Regions from separate parts of the Mus musculus genome. Here region 2 is linked to region 1. The links are chromatin loops, found by intact Hi-C in ENCODE. Cell type or tissue: gastrocnemius. All regions are shown on one strand. Links, peaks and the distances in the headings refer to the core of each region. The heading gives the core; the rest is flanking DNA. Region 1 overlaps Me1 (malic enzyme 1, NADP(+)-dependent, cytosolic). Region 2 holds the start of Prss35 (protease, serine 35).

Region 1 (8,337 bases), core at 101-8,100:
AGACTAACCTAGAATCTTTTAACATTTAGTAATTATTTTTTAATTTGGTTTGTGAAGAGTATGAATATACTCTCTACAGTATTAAGTAACTAGTGAGTGTGGGCTACGATGTATCAGTACGTCGAGATTTTATCTTTGTTTCTGTCTCTTATAGAGATGATCAAACAGACTAGTGAAAGGTCAATGACTTTCTTATTGCTAATTGTTTTTTGGGGTCCACGTCTATTTTAACACTAGGAGTTACTTAAGGATCCACTGTACATCGGGCTGCGGCACCGGCGAGTCAGAGGCCCTGAGTATGACGCCTTCCTGGATGAGTTCATGGAGGCAGCGTCTTCCAAGTATGTGCAATCTTTATTTATCTGTGTTGGAGCTGAATTTCAAAAGTCTAAACCCTGATGACACACCTAGGAAAATATCTCGTTTGATTCAGTATGTTTTAATAATTAGACCTAATTAAGAATGCATTCTCTTTCTCTCCCTCTTCCTGTCTTCTTCCTCCCCTTCCCTCTCTCTCCTCCTCTTCCTTTTCCTCCCCTCTCTCTTTCCCTCCTTATAACTTTCACTGGCCAAATGGCAGCATCATGTATCTATCCTCCAAGCCATCTCTGTTCCTATTCCCAAAAGAGCATTGTTCTTAGAAGCATCATTGTTGCCATTGAAAATAGGCGGTGGTCTCCAGCTTTACCACACTAAACGCACAGAGCCCAGCTGAAATGCATGTTTATGGGAAGTAGGGAACTGGCCAATGACAGTGAATAGAAAAAGAAAGCCTTTTCCTTTTTTACATTTTTGGCACTTCTTTTTTGGCTGCCGGTAAGATCCAGTCTTCATTCATGTTTGTGGCTGATATTGGACTCTTTTGTGGTGGGAGAAGGAAGAGGTGGAGACTGAGTGTGAGCTATACGATCCCAGAGCTGTAATAGGGAGGGAGAGCACCAGGGTATCAATTTCTATTCATACATCTCTGCTTACATCAACAGTATTTATTAAATATACTACTGTGTTTTCATATCGTGTAGTAAGCATTGGGTTGTGGGCCTTCTGGTACTTTAAGACTTTCCAACTTTTTTCTCTAAGAAGGCGATTCTGCGATAATATACTCTGAGGGAGTTCTGTCAACTGACAGTCATTCATTTTGTTAGTTTGCAGCCACAAAACCACTATTGTTTAAAAATACATTTGTACTTTACTGGTTGTGCTTTATTGTTTTGTTTGTGAGTAACTTTATCACTGGTATTTCATGTAACTAAGATATTCTTTTGTTTCTTATAATTTAAAGTCATAACCAAGAGAAAGGCAGTTTCTTCATCAATTTGCACAGAATTTAAATATCTCAAATTGTTTGTCATGGGATTTAATTCAGAGTATACTTTTAGATCACTATGGACTAATTTAAAAAGAACATGTTTGATTACTTTGTTATTATCCTACTTATACATTAAGATATATTTACTCATAGAGAAAATATGAGTTGTGAAACTTTAAGCTCAAAATTATATGATGCCATTCATTTATTTATACTTGTAATTCACATATAATTTTAAAGGTTTTATCATAAAAAAAACTTAAACTTGTGATTATCAACTTTCTAAATAAGAGCACCATCAAGAAGTTGGCTCAGTAGTGCCACGAAGCCCCTGACAGAGAAGGAACTGACACTGGCAATGTGGGTTGCTTCACTGCCAGTTTGTGAGTTAAAATCGACCTAAAGAAGACAAATTCATGATATTTACAGGAAATTATAAAGCCTGTTCTAAGCACTCAATGATGATGCAAAATCCTTATGGAAACCATGAACAACTTCCTGGAGAATTGGAGATAAGAACCAAGTTGGGAAGGTCTTTTTCCTTGCAGGATCAGAAAACAACTTACATTTTAAATATTGAATTGGGAGATTGCTTAAGATATATGAAAAGAAAATGAGGATTAATAGACTCAACAGTGTCTTTTGATGCATGAAACCTCTGTAGCCAGGCATGTTTGCTCGTGTCGGATCCTAGGAATTTGGGAACTGAAACAGGAGGACTACTGTGAGCTCTAATTTAGCCTGCGTTATACAGTGAGACTCTGCTCAGAAACGAAAATGGTGGAAAGGAGGAGTTGTCCTCCTAGGCCCTTCCTAGAGAAAAATAGCAGAGACTTCAAAATATATTGTTTTGATATTGCTCCTTTAGAAGCTGACTAGGAGTAAAACCAAGCATTATCCCGTTAGGGTAATAAAGAGAAATTCATTTTAAAAGGACATATGACTTAAATTCATGATTGATGAGTGACTTTTGCAGTTGGAGTTTCTGAGATGGAATATATTAAGTGCTATTGGGAACAACCTTGTAGGAGGGAGAAGGAGGAACTCGAGCAGACAGAGGCAGAGCTGTGCCTCAGCGTGGGCCCGCACACTCGTGTAATGCAGTTGGGACCACTCCTTGCACTACTGAGTTTGTTAGCATCCATTAGTTTATGCCTAGTTCCAACCACCAAAACTGTTGTGGGGTTTTAACTTACTATATTGGTACAGATGGGGTGGATGATGAGGTGGTATGACATCATCTTTGTTTGCCCTGTGATAGCTCTTATTGTGTAGACCAAAGACCTGAAGATATTGTAACACACTCAGTAAGTATGAAATTAGAATATCTCAGTTGAGAAATCGCACACAGTATAGATTTGTGGTGTCATTGAGACTTCTAGAGCACCTGGTTGGGGCCCCACTTACCACTGCCCTTCACATTGCTTCTGTCAAGGGGAGGAGCGGGAGCAACTGCTTGATGTTTCAAGTCTCCAGATATCACTGTAGACTCTGTGCACAGAATCCTCTAAACATCTGAGCCCTTTTCCCCAGTGTAGCTAGCTACCTGAGTAAGCGTTGTAGATTCCTCTGAAGAGCTGGGAGAATTATTGCCGAGTATCCTTGCCAATGTATTGCGAAGTCTTGCCTTCTGGAAACTAGGCCTCTTCTCTCTGAATTCTGGGTAAAAGATTAGCTCAAGTTTGGAAATTGTACAGGCAATTGCAACTGTATTGCGTTAACTGCTTTCAATTGTGTAGCTGTTTGTCTTTGATTTCTTTTGGTAGCAAACACTGAGTGACAGGCTAGGAAAAGCTGTCTCTATTCTCTCTCATGACTGTGGGCCATTGTCTCACATACATTGCTGTTGCCCCTCTAAGGACAGCTGCACCCATTAGGCTTCCTTCTGGAGGCCTGTCACCCCTCTTACAGCTTATCAATAAGCCTGGCTATGTATCACCGTTGTCTTCTGTCCATCCTGGTCTTTTGAGATCCGGAAATAAGCTTTTCAGTGATTTGGAGGCTTCGCACCAGCATATTCTATGTGGCTTTTTGTCATTGTTTTAGAAGATAGTCACCTGATTTTTTTTTGGGGGGGGGGGAGGGAGGCACTATATATAGTTTGTATATCCTAGAATGCCCTTCTCTGAGCCCAGAAATTCTTGCTTCTCCCATCCATGGCAATGTTTCTAGAAGCCAGCCTTACTTAGTATGAGCCATTGGTTTGGGTAGGTACCTAGCAATTATTTTAATAGTCACTTTGTGTCATCTCTGGGGATTCTTGGCATTTGTTAAATTCTGCATCTTAAGAAACTGTCTGAAAATCACTACCTAACATTCGGGTCCAGGATCTGATGAAAAACCCTCATAATTAAGCTCACTTGGACTGCTCTTGGCTAACACAAGCTACCTACATCTGTTCCTCTGGGATATAGAAGCTCTCTTCCTTCATAGGCTCCAGCATGGCCCACGTGGCTTCTGATGTGGTAGATGCTGTTATGGGCCCCAGTGGGGTCTGAAGGAGATGAAGGTGTATACCGTCTCCTGACAGAAGACTGACTTCATTAATGGTGAGAGGAGAAAAAAGACTTCTGTTCAGTCGTAAAACGGTGTCGACTCTGAGGATTTAAAATTTGGGACGATCAAGCCAAGTATCCCTCTCCATGTAGCAAGTATCCGCTCACTCTACCAGATTCTAATGGAGCAAATGTGAGTGGCTTGGGCATCTTGGAGGCTCACTGGTGTGTATACACCCTGTTCTTGCCACCAGGGTCTTCTGCTAACGGCTCTATGGAATCTATAAGTCTGTTTGTACAAGCGAGGCCTTTGGCCCTCATGTTGATGGTTATTTGCCAACAAGTCTTGTGTTCTTTTACTGTTACCCTCTTCGTGTGCTTTCTCAAAAACTCTGAAACAGCACTCCAGTCAACATTCTCTTTTACTGATATACCGAGCGGGTCACCTCCGGAGAGAATTATAATAGTTGGGCTGCCACCTTGTGTATTGAGATCTAATTACTGCCAGGGAATCCTTGTGGACTGACTTAGGTCATAGGACCCATTTTAACGCCTGCTTTTGCAGACCCGTCCTGACAGCAGATGTCGTGGACTAGGTTACCCAGGAGGCATGTTCTGAAATGAGGCTCAGCGTTTAAGGATTCTTTCAGAAGTGCTCTTGTGAGTAACTCCCAGGGAAGAAAGACACAAGCCACAGGATTGAGCAGAGGATGTTGAGTGGTTCTTCAGGCATGACTGCCTCTACTATTGTCGCTCTCTGGCCTGTCCTGGCCAATCCTGAATGTGTCTGTATCAGGTAATTGGACATAGGTCATCCTGGGAAAAAAGAATAGGCCATGGTCTGTGGCGAAGTGTTCCTCTGTGGCTTAGGTGATCCCTGGGATAACAGTGAGCAATCTGGGTATCATTTCAGGTTTCTGTTGCCGTGACTGAACTCAGCTTCTTTAATAGTGTAGCACATATCTACTTTAATACTTGCTTAGTCGCTGTTGGAGAGATGGCTCAGTGGTTAAGAGCACTGGCTGCTGCTCTTCCAGAGGACTCAGATTCACTTCCCAGCACCCACATAGCAGCTCACAACTATCTGCAACTCCAGTTCAAGGGATCCAGCACCTTCACACACATGAAGGCAAAAACACTAATGTACTTAAAGTAAAAATAAATCAATGCTTAAAAAATAGATTTGCCTGTTCAACAGTTTTATCTCTTGACCCCAGTAATTCTCTTTTTTGCATGTTAATTATTTTTTATTAGACATTTTCTTCATTTACATTTTTAATGCTATCCCAAAAGTCCCCCATACCCTCGTCCCCCACTCCCCTACCCATGCACTCCAACTTCTTGGCCCTGGTGTTCCCCTGTTCTGGGGCATATAAAGTTTGCAAGACCAAGGGGCCTCTCTTCCCAATGATGGCCGACTAGGCCATCTTCTGATACGTATGCAGCTAGAGACAGGAGCTGTGGGGGTAATGGTTAGTTCATAATGTTGTTCCACCTATAGGGTTGCAGACCCCTTTAGCTCCTTTGGTACTTTCTCTAGCTCCTCCATTGGGGGCTCCATGTTCCATCCAATAGCTGACTGTGAGCATCCACTTCTGTGTTTGCCAGGCACGGCATAGCTTCACAAGAGACAGCTATATCAGAGTCCTTTCAGCAAAATCTGGCATATGCAATGGTGTCTGCGTTTGGAGGCTGATTATGGGATAGATCCCTGGGCGCCACAGTCTCTAGATGGTCCATCCTTTCGTCTCAGCTCCAAACTTTGTCTCTGTAACTCCTTCCATGGGTGTTTGGTCCCAATTCTAAGAAGGAGCAAAGTGACTACACTTTGGTCTTCGTTCTTCTTGAGTTTCATGTGTTTTGCAACTTGTATCTTGGGTATTCTAAGTTTCTGGGCTAATATCCACTTATCAGTGAATACATATCATGTGAGTTCTTTTGTGATTGGGTTACCTCACTCAGGATGATACCCTCCAGGTCCATCCATTTGCCTAGGAATTTCATAAATTCATTCTTTTTAATAGCTGAGTAGTATTCCATTGTGTAAATATACCACATTTTCTGTATCCATTCCTCAACATTCCTCTGTTGAGGGATATCTGGGTTCTTTCCAGCTTCTGGCTATTATAAATAAGGCTGCTATGAACATAGTGGAGCATGTGTCCTTATTACCATTTGGAACATCTTCTGGATATATGTCCAGGAGAGGTATTGTGGGATCCTTCAATAGTACTATGTCCAGTTTTCTGAGGAACTGCCAGACTGATTTCCAGAGTGGTTGTACAAGCTTGCAATTCCATCAACAATGGAGGAGTGTTCCTCTTTCTCCACATCCTCGTCAGCATCTGCTGTCACCTGAATTTTTGACTTTAGCCATTTTGACTGGTGTGAGATGGAATCTCAGGGTTGTTTTGATTTGCATTTCCCTGATGATTAAGGATGCTGAACATTTTTTCAGGTGCTTCTCAGCCATTTGGTATTCCTCAAGTGAGAATTCTTTGTTTAGCTCTGAGCCCCATTTTTTAAGGGGGTTATTTGATTTTCTGGAGTCCACCTTCTTGAGTTCTTTATATATATTGGATATTAGTCCCCTATCTGATTTAGGATAGGTAAAGATCCTTTCCCAATCTGTTGGTGGCCTTGTTGTCTTATTGACAGTGTCTTTTCCCTTACAGAAGCTTTGCAATTTTATGAGGTCCCATTTGTCAATTCTCAATCTTACAGCACAAGCCCTTGCTGTTCTATTCAGGAATTTTTCCCCTGTGCCCATATCTTCGAGGCTTTTCCCCACTTTCTCCTCTATAAGTTTCAGTGTCTCTGGTTTTATGTGGAGTTCCTTGATCCACTTAGATTTGACCTTAGTACAAGGAGGTAAGTATGGATCAATTCGCATTCACTTGATCTTTGACAAGGGAGCTAAAACCAGCCAGTGGAAAAGACAGCATTTTCAACAAGTGGTGCTGGCACAACTGGCGGTTATCATGTAAAAGAATGTGAGTTGACCCCAGCAATTCTATATCTGAAAGTGTAGGTTTAAAAATAACTTACTCAGAATATAGATAAAGAAAAACTGGGCTGGAGAGATGGCTTAGTGGTTAAGAGCACTGAGTGCTCTTCCAGAGGTCCTGAGTTCAATCCCCAGTAACCACATGGTGGCTCACAACCATCTGTTATGGGATCTGATGCCCTCTTCTGGTGTGTCTGAAGACAGCTACAGGGTACTCATAAAATCAATCAATCAATCAATCAATCAATCAATCTTAAAACAAAACAAAACTTTAATCTCCAGACTGTTAAGTGCGTATTTTTTGTGACAGATTTCCCTCCTTACTTCCCACCAAGTACTCTTTGGGCTTTTCATGACTTTTTTCTTTCTGTTCACCTGAAACCTCTCTAAACTATTCGTCTCTGATTCTCGTTGATCTCACTGCTCAGAGATCTTTTTATTTGTCACTCATAGGTCTGTATTTCTAGCTTGGAGATCTTATCTCAGCTCTAGACCTGTGTAACCAGTCTCCTTATTGGTACTTCTACTTGAATCCGTAGTAAAACAATATAAAGACCGTATGTATTAGATCGTATATGTTAGTTATATATGTGGGTACCTGCTCTTGCACCCACTCCTAAGCCAGCTCTTGCTGCACCTTTTCCGTCTCACCACACGAAAGCTCATTCTTGCTGCACTAAGAACAAGAATTACCGCTCTATACACAGCTTATTGGCAAAGCTTTCGAAATGTTAATATATGCAGGGCTTAGCCATTGCCTGTTACCTAATCTTGCTTCTCTGGGCTATTGTAGCTTCCTAACTGGATTTACTCCTCCCCACTTGTTGCCCTCTAGTGTGTTCGTAACACAGAGGCCAAGATGGTTCTTCGTTGAGTAATTTCTCTGCTCAGAACTTGGCAGTCCTCACCATTTCGTTCAGAATGAAAAGGGCTTTGTACTAACAGGAAAGGTTCTCTGCCTCCTGGCTTCCTGGTTCCTTCCCGACTTTGTTACTGTTTGACCTCACCTACATTAACATGGACTACTGTTCTTTTCTAATTGAAGTGTCATCTGCTTGGACTTTTACCATCCTCTGGTGGCTCTGCCTGGTTTTCCACTAGGCTAGCTGTCTCATCTTTGAAATTTGAAATTTCCAGAGATCTGTTTTGCTCAGTGAAGCTTGCCTTGACCAGTGTGCTTAAAATGTTACCTTCAACTCATTTTTTTTTCATTCTCTGCACTGAACAATGCCAGATTTGTTTATATTCAACCTTTTGTGCTCCGTATAGATCCACACACCAATATGTTCCATAAAAACAGAATACCTCCTCTTTCCTTCAGTGCCATACCACAGTTTCTAGGCCATCACCTGGTATGTCATTAAGTACTCAATTTGTGGGATTGGTGATAGAATTTATTTCATTCCTAGAACTGTTAAGCTATGGATGGAGAAATGCTGACATGTTCAAATAGCCTTTTCATGTGACTTAAGAAATAGTAAAGTGCTTGCACAATCTGTATACACTGTTAAGGTTATATTAAAATC
Region 2 (8,337 bases), core at 72-8,071, 100 kb before region 1:
TAGTTCTCTAATAAAGATGGCCACACATCGTTACAAGAGATGACTTACTATTTCCACCACTTATTACCTGTTGTTCTTAGAAGTGGGAAGCTGGAGGTAGTGTTTAGAATTTTTGTGTATCTAGACCAACATAGTGGGCGTAAGTTCAGGTCAGGAATTGTCCACCTTTCCTCCTATTTGGCAGATGAACTTAAGATAGCTCATTACCTCTCTGGGTTTCATTTTCTTCAAGTGCACGGTGGTAACCATAGCAAGCTCTGCTTTATAGTGAACTAAGTTCATTTTAGAACTAAATGAGGTAGGTGATGTGTGTGGAAAGGGTTATCACCCATATCAGAGCATGGTAAACAAATGATAAATTCTATTTAAAAAAGTATTATTCTACTCTAAAATTAACTATGGGCCAAAGTTAAAGGACACATAGTTTCTTTCTTTTGAGACAAAGTCTCATAGGGCCCAGGCTGGCCTCAAAACTGAGGGAGGGTGAACTTGAACTGCTGTTACTCCTTCCTCTGCCTTCTGAGTTGTAGGATCATGTGTCACCATACTGGGTTCATTTAGGTGCCAAGGGTCAAACCCAGGGCTTCATTATGCTAGGCTAGTGCTCTGCCAACTGTTCCCTAGCTCCAAAAACACATGGTTCCTAAAGAGTTTATTTTGCAAATTCCTTTATTTCCTAATAGTTTCCAGTTGACTTGCAAATTCCCTTAATTTTGTTATATTTCTTCAAGGATGGCCAAATGAATGTTTTTCTAGTTGCTCATTCCCATGAATATCTGTGGCTTTGCAGTATATTTTTTCTTATCCCTATTAAACTTAAGTGTGATTAGATATTACCTACCCAATGTAAAGCAAGGAGGCTGGCCTCATTCACAAACATATCATGGAAAATTCTTGCGCACCTGGCCACCAAACATTTTTTTTTTTTCTAATGTAAGGGCCTATTTAGTCAGATCAGTGACACTGTAGGTCACCTTACCAAGTATGTCTGGGCACACAAGTGAATGCATAATCACTTAAAAAAAAAGAACCTTGATTGTCCATTTTGAACCTTTAATGATCCCTGCCCTTCTCAATACTACGGCCTGCTTTTATACACACACTCAAGTGTGAGGGCATGCCCACATTTCCTCTTCTGCTTTTATCCTTCGCCTGTGTGGTAAGGATTGAGATACCAGGAACCACTGAGGCCTGGCCTGGGAACTCTGAATAACGACAGACAGGAGAGATGCCTGGGCCAAGGGTCGCAGGGGAAGCACAAGAGCATCACTGGTAGTAATGAGCTATAAAGATGATTCAGGAAAGTGGGACGCAGTCTGCACAATACCTCTACAAACGTGCATGGTCATCTTGAGTTTGGCAAGATGCAGAGCAGACTCATGGCTGCTGTAATGGAGTTTTATTCTAGGCCACTACAAGTCACTTGCAGGTGTCACTGACTGGCTAGAGCACCAAGTGATGCAACATTTACAAGAAGAACATAATGTCACGGCAGTGGGAAAATGACAGTGTCAGTGGTATAACAAAGATGGACGATAGAGACCATCTTTCAGTTCAGTGGCCATAGGGACAGTGGACTTTAAAACCATATCAACTTATGCTCGCCATTTACTAGCAAGGTGATTCTCTTAAGGGTCCCTCATCTTTGCACTTTCCACATCTGTCACAGATGGAGAATGGCATACATGATTTTTGAAGGAATAATACGTGTGTATGTATGTGCACATGTGCACCCATGGGAGCATTCAGCAAATGGCAGCAATTATCATTATTGCCCAATGCCTGAAGTCAAAAAGTGAATGAGCTCTCCCTGAGAGGCAGAAGCAAGAGGCTCACCAGTTCTAGGTTAGCTTGGACTGCATAGTGAGACTGTCTCAGCACAGTATGTACTGGGGGCAAAAGAAAGCTGAGGCAGTGCATGCAGGTAGTCTCAGCTACTAGGGAGGCTAAAGCAGGAGATTCACTGAAGCTCAGAAGCTCCAGGCCAGCCTTGCCAACAGAGACACCATCTCTTCTATGAAAGCAAGAGGAAAACTTTGGTAGGTATTTATAAGGTATAGCCCAAACCTTTTACCAAGTACATTCCCTATGGCACATAGGCACTGGTCTCTGGACGGACCCACATCCTCATCATGAGGACCTGTGTCTATGTCCCTCACATGGTAAGGGAGATGGTGAGAGTGTGACTAAGCTAAAGGTTTTCAGATGAGAAAATTAGCCAAGCTATCAGGTGAATCAACTGCGACCATGGACCTTGTAAAGAGAAGGCAGGATAGAGTTGTGGAGATGGAAGTGGAGACTGAAGTGGGGTGGCTCAGGAGGTAGGTGGTCTACAAAAGATGCCAAGGGTTAGCAAGCAGAAGAACTTAACAGGGACATTTTCCTGCTGATCTTCAGACTTCTAAGCTCCACGCATGTAAGATTAATAATTTTTTGTGAATTTACCTCTGTAAGGTTTGGCTAATTTACTGGAACAGAAATGGGAAGTCAGGAGGTTTGGAAGAAAAGCTCTCATTAAAGTGTTTGCCATGCAAGCACCAGGATCCCAGCGTGGTCCCTAGAACCCACTACAAAAAGCTGAGGATGGGTGCCTGCATATGTGCTCTGCATGCTGGGTAGGTGGAGACCAATCTTGGCCTGATTCTAGAGAGAGATCCTAATTAAAAAATGAGGTGCTCAGCTTCTGGGCTGGCCATGGTGGCACTCACTTTAACCTTAGCACTCAAGAGGTAGGGGCAGATGGGTCTCTGAGAGTTCTGGCAGAGCCGGAGTTACTGAGTGAGACCCCATCTCAGGAGAAAGGAGGAAAGAAAGGAGAGAGAGAGAGAGAGAGGGAGAGGGAGAGGGAGAGGGAGAGGGAGAGGGAGAGGGAGAGGGAGAGGGAGAGGGAGAGGGAGAGGGAGAGGGAGAGGGAGAGGGAGAGGGAGAGGGAGAGGGAGAGGGAGAGGGAGAGAATATCAGAGAAATAAAAAACCAATCACTTGGTGCTTCAGTGATGGCTCAGTGGTTAACAGTGCTTGTTGCTCTTGCAAAAGACCTGGGTTCAGTCTCAGCATCCACATCTGGCAGTTCACAGCTGCCTCTAACTCCAGCTCCAACGAATCTGACTTCCTTTGATGGTCTCTGTAGGCACTTGAACATGTCATAAGTCTCTCTCTCTCTCTCTCTCTCACACACACACACACACACACACACACACACACACACACACAAGTTAGACATACATTTGATAGTTTCTGAGGAACAGCATCCAAGTCTGACCTCTGACCTCTGGTCTACACACACACATGAGCACGCACCAGCAGACACATACATAACCAGCACACACAAACATACTCCCACCACACTAAAAAAGAAATAAGAACTTAATACGTAGATGAAGATGAGAATATAGTTTCTAAAACTGCCTTCCCTGGATGTTTTGAAAGTAGTTGGGAGTATGAAGTTGGGGGGGGTTCATTTCCTAGGTGCTAAACATCAATTATAAAATTTATAAAGATAATAGAATGTTCAATTTTAGATATATAAAACAGAATCTCAGGAAATTTTATGATAGTATTGATTAGTGCCGCTAAAATCAGGAAGCTGAACAGTATAGATGATAATCATTTCTCAGCAAATGAAGTGTTAACTATGCTGAGTACCATCTTAAAGGCCTTTCTTTAAAAAAACAAAAACAAAAACAAACCATAACCTCTGACAGTTCTTCTCAGCTACCGAGTGGTCTCATAAGACCTAAGCTTGCTCTCCAGTTAATCGTGATCAACAAAGAGCACACAAGTGACAAGTGACATCAGTCAGTGAGCTTCAGAAGGCTTCATCTCCAGTCCTGGGAGCAGGTCCTTGCTGGCTATCTATGCCACCACTAGATGGCAAAGCAAGCCTGCCAAGAGCAAGTCTGGGGCTGCATTTCCTCTTACATCATTCGGCTGTGAATCAGAATTGTCCTCGAAGCATGGGAGATGAGGAAAGTGTAACTGGTTCACAATACACTAAAGAGTTGTCGCATATGGAACTTATCACACGTTCAAAACCCACCTCCAGGTCCCATCGCCCATCCTGATGAGCTGAGGACTGATGACGATGTCCACAGCCAGACAAATTTCTGGCAGGTGTTTTTCCCAAAACAGCTCCAGTGCCAGGACCCTCCCACCATGGCCTACAGCACGGCTGAGCCATCCACCCCATGGGCTGTGATTCATTTCAACGCAGAGGAAAGTCGCGAGCCTGCCAAATATTTCCATATGTTTATCAAATACTTTATAATCCATTACTAGGGGTAAGCTCTCCACCAGTTCTACGCTGAGAATCAACAGTTAGAGGGTTCACTGACAATGTGCCAATGGCTATTCAAAATACCGCATACCATAGCACTATTTTCAAATTCAGCTTCAGGACTGGAGACAGAGCAATGTCTGCTTTAAAAGTTTGGCAGTCCTTGAGGGAAAGGAAGATGGTAAAGTTACTCAGATGATTATTTTACAGTAACCCACAACTTCTGTTTCTCATCACAATAAAAACTAAAGCCTCCCTTTCTTTTCTTTTTTTTCCTGCTATTTCTGCAGGATACGTACATCTCAATTTATAAAATGTTTCGCTGTGTGTAAATCAAATTGAGGTGAATGGAACTAAGGTAACCCCAAGGGTGATCCTTCATTTGCTGGCATATGAGGTGCACCGTACATGACTCTTGACTACGCTTTATTTTTTTTTTAAGTTGGATCTTCAGCAAAGAATAGTTAATAAATGCATTATCTTTGGTAGTCACAGTGTATTTCGCTAATCACATATCAGTTTACCTGTAGGGAAATGTAAAATTATAAAATAATGATTTGTAAACTAAGTTGATGTTGGTCTTTCCTAATGTTCCCAATTCAGATTTCCCATCTGTCGTGTCTAAGGTGAAGGAGCTCCAGCATTCCAGAATTCCTGAGTCCGGTGCTTCTATTTAAAATGGATTTGTTGGATATTTGAGAATTGGGCACAGAAAGAAAGGCAGTCTATTCAGTAGAGAAAGTTGACCCACAGTAGCAGCTTCACGTGTGATGAGCCAAGCACATACTGAGGGCTCTCATATTTTAAAATATCTGCAAAAAAAGTGGAAAAGAAATGTACATAGAACTGTCTCACATGAGAGTCTTCTCTAAAATGAAATCCCATGCACCGTTTGATTGGCACTTTCTAGCCTGGCTCTTATTTGGCTAGGATTTTAACATTTTCTCTGCTAAATCATAAACCAGATCTTAAACACAATTCTCCAGTCAGCAAGTTATGACTTTTATAATTCTCTGTACAAATGAACTTGGCGGCGGGGAGGGGGGGATGTCAGAAGCCAGAAAAATTAATAAAGACAGGGAAGAAGAGACTTGATATACCAGACAACATCTTTCTGCATGTGTGTGCACGCCTTGGTTCTTGTGAGTAAATGGAACCCCATGGAAGTCAGAAGACAACCTTGAGTGTGGTCATATGCCAGGCTAACCCCCTAGAAGCTTTCACAGAGTCTCCTATGTTCTCTCCCCATCTGCTATAGGGCACTGGGATTTCAGATGTATTCTATCTCCTCTGGTTTTCTGTGGGTTCTGGGGATCCAAACTCAGGTCTTCATGTGTGTGAGGAAAGCCTTCTATTTGCTGAACCATCTCCTCAGCCCTGAAGAGCGACTTTCCAAATTGAAGATGGTATGGAAGTCAGATCAATCAGGCTTGGGAGTTGCTGCAACTTTCCAAAAATTCTTATTATTATAAAAGGTCTCAAGATCTCACACACCCATACACAGACACAGACACACACACACACAGAAAGACACAGACATATATACACACACGTACACACACATGCATATTTACACATATACTAACACACACTTACATACAGTCAGACACACATACACACACACCAACACACAGATGAGGCAAGAGAAATATTTAATCTCCATGTGCCCTTCACTCAGCTTTGGTAATTCTCAATACTTGGTTATTTTTTCAATCCACTCACCCCTGGCTGGTCCTTTAAAGCAAGCCCAAGATCTCCACTTCATCTCACCTCCTCGTCCCACGGGTCTTCCACTGTTCATTTCGCTACCCAGGCAGAAGGGAGAGGAGAGAGGGCAGGGCGACAGAGAGAGAATGAGGCAGACAGAGGCAGAAAGTACTTCGGCAGCAACTTAGGGAAGAGACAAACCTCTTTCCAGGAAAAGTTTTTACACCTTTTCCAGTGACATCTGTTAATAATCACAAAAATAAAGAGGGTCCCCTCTGGTACTGTTTAAGCAGAAAGCATTCCATTTGTATTCCAATGCAAACATCACTCACTCCTCGGATGTTAACCTTGCAGTGGCCGTTACTCATTCAGAATGGAAGAAGGGTGGTTGATCTCTAAAAAACAGCCAGCCTGTGATCCCTTCTTTAGTGCTTTTCTGTGTTCCTCCTGTGGGTCCTGCCTTGTTCAGGAGTGGTCCAGCCTCTAGGGTGCCCTCCTGTGCAGTGAGTTCATCCTTACCTGAGATGCTTACTGTATCCTCCCGTCCCAGGGGCGCTGCCCAGCAAGGATCCGGGTGGATGCAGACACTGGCTACGGAAGGTGCCAGGAGCCTAGTGGGCAGCAGAGTGCAGGGTCCTCTCAGCGGAGCTTCCCCGAGTCCGGGACCAGGCGAGAGTGGGGCTGCTGCACTGAGTGGCTGGAGATGGGAGGGGAAGGGGCGATGACGCTGACTTAGAGGGGAGGGGTGGGCGGATCCTGCTTACACACCACTGCATCCCTGCTGCACACCGATGGTTAAGAGCTAGAAAAAAACTCTAAATGGGTTCGCAAGAATGTAGGCACCCAGGGCGTGTTTTAACCAATGTTTTAAAAACAAAGCAGCAAAAACAAGAGGAGGAGGAGCGGCCAGCATGCCTAAACCAACTTAATCAGTATTAGCACGAAGGGAGTAAAGGTTATGGTTACCTCCAACCCAAGAGTCTCCATCTAAGGCCAAAGGCAGAGGTGAGGAGCCTACGCTGGGACACTGGGACACCCAGGGAGCAACTTGTGCAGCCTCCTGTGATTCACTTCTGTAGCTTTATTTTGAGCCAAGTTTGGCATACTCCCACTCCGGTCTCCACAGAATTCCCATCACACTCTTTCTGTTCCTTTCTTCTCTCCTCGGGATGGGGCACTCCTTTGGGATGGAGATTGTATGAGGAAAGCATTGTCAGCATTCCTTCTAGGCTCTGCCCTACAGTTACCTGGCAACAGCTAGGTATGACTGACTCAGTAAAAAAAAAAGGGGGGGGCTATTTGCCCCCTCCTTACTTATCCTCTTGCTCTCTTCCCTCTCTGTACCCTTCTCTCAACATTCCCCTCCCACCTCTCTCTCTCTCTCCACGTGTTCATGGCTGGCTTCTCTCCTCCCTTCCACTCCCCTCCCCACCCCTCCCCTCCCCACCCCTCCCCTCCCCACCCCTCCCCTCCCCTCCTCTCTTCTCCTCTCCTTGCCCCCCTTCTCTCTTTCTGTCTCTACTCCCTCCTAAACTCCCTTCCCCCTGCCCAAAATAAACTCTACTCCATACTATATCACACATATACTATATATGTGACTGGTCTCTCAGGGGGAAAGGATGCCTCAGTATAGACCCACAGAGGCACCCCCTTCCACCTCACCATACCTCACTCTACCAAACATATCCTGGTTCTTTCTTTCTTTCCTTTTTATAAAACACAACAAGCTTTACTTTTTCAGCTTTTACTGGGAAGCAGGTCTGGAGCAAAGAAAAGAAACCCCGAGTCCTGTATTTGGAATGTAGTCCAGTGTATGGGGCATTCACGTAAGCATGCCCAAGACTTAAGGTTTCATCCTCAGAGCCTGTGCTCACAACTGCCCCCTGACTAACCTCCATAGCCCCCCAACACAGAGAGAGAGGGGGGGAGGGGGAGAGGGAGAGGGAGAGGAAAATAAAATAAACTACCTCTGTCAGTTCTGACCTTCATAGCACCAAAGAATCAAATAAGTTCACAGGCCTAGTCTATCATGGAACAACTGGTTCTTTGTACTATATTCATTGATTGGTTGGTTGGTTGGTTGGTGGGTTGGTTGGTTATATGAGGAGCACATGTTTGCCATGGTACATGGGTGGAGGCCAGAAGACAACTTGTAGAGAGAGGTTATCTGTTTCATTCTGCAGTGTGGATCTGGGAGACTAGACTCGGGTCTTCAGTCCTGATAATGTGTTTTATGTGTTGAGCATTATCATAGCAACCCACAGCACATGGTTCCTTTATTACTGTTATTTCACTTATTTATTGTCGGGTGTGTATGTTACGTGACTGCCAAGAGGTATGGATGAAGGTCAGAGG

What was found. Peaks named below come from ENCODE experiments on the same cell type or tissue, not always from the same donor. Only the 100,000 strongest peaks of a DNase experiment are listed, where the experiment ranks them.
Region 2: it touches region 1 in a loop (7-fold over the local background); 8 of 42 quality-filtered maps call a loop at or near these places.

What each region holds. Positions count from the first base shown.
Region 1 is chr9:86,638,315-86,646,651 of GRCm38, reverse strand. Me1 (malic enzyme 1, NADP(+)-dependent, cytosolic) reads left to right here. Exons shown (of 14, transcript NM_008615.2): 6 at 238-341. Among named protein-coding and RNA genes, the nearest start is that of A330041J22Rik, 53 kb to the left of the region's middle. In gastrocnemius, for the core only: a CTCF peak has its summit at 4,279 (motif pointing left); no DNase peak of the experiment used is centred there; H3K27ac peaks cover 522 bases.
Region 2 is chr9:86,741,971-86,750,307 of GRCm38, reverse strand. Prss35 (protease, serine 35) reads right to left here and starts at 6,675. Exons shown (of 2, transcript NM_178738.3): 1 at 6,502-6,675. In gastrocnemius, for the core only: a CTCF peak has its summit at 3,861 (motif pointing right); DNase peaks (open chromatin) are centred at 3,908, 4,119 and 6,660; H3K4me3 peaks cover 676 bases.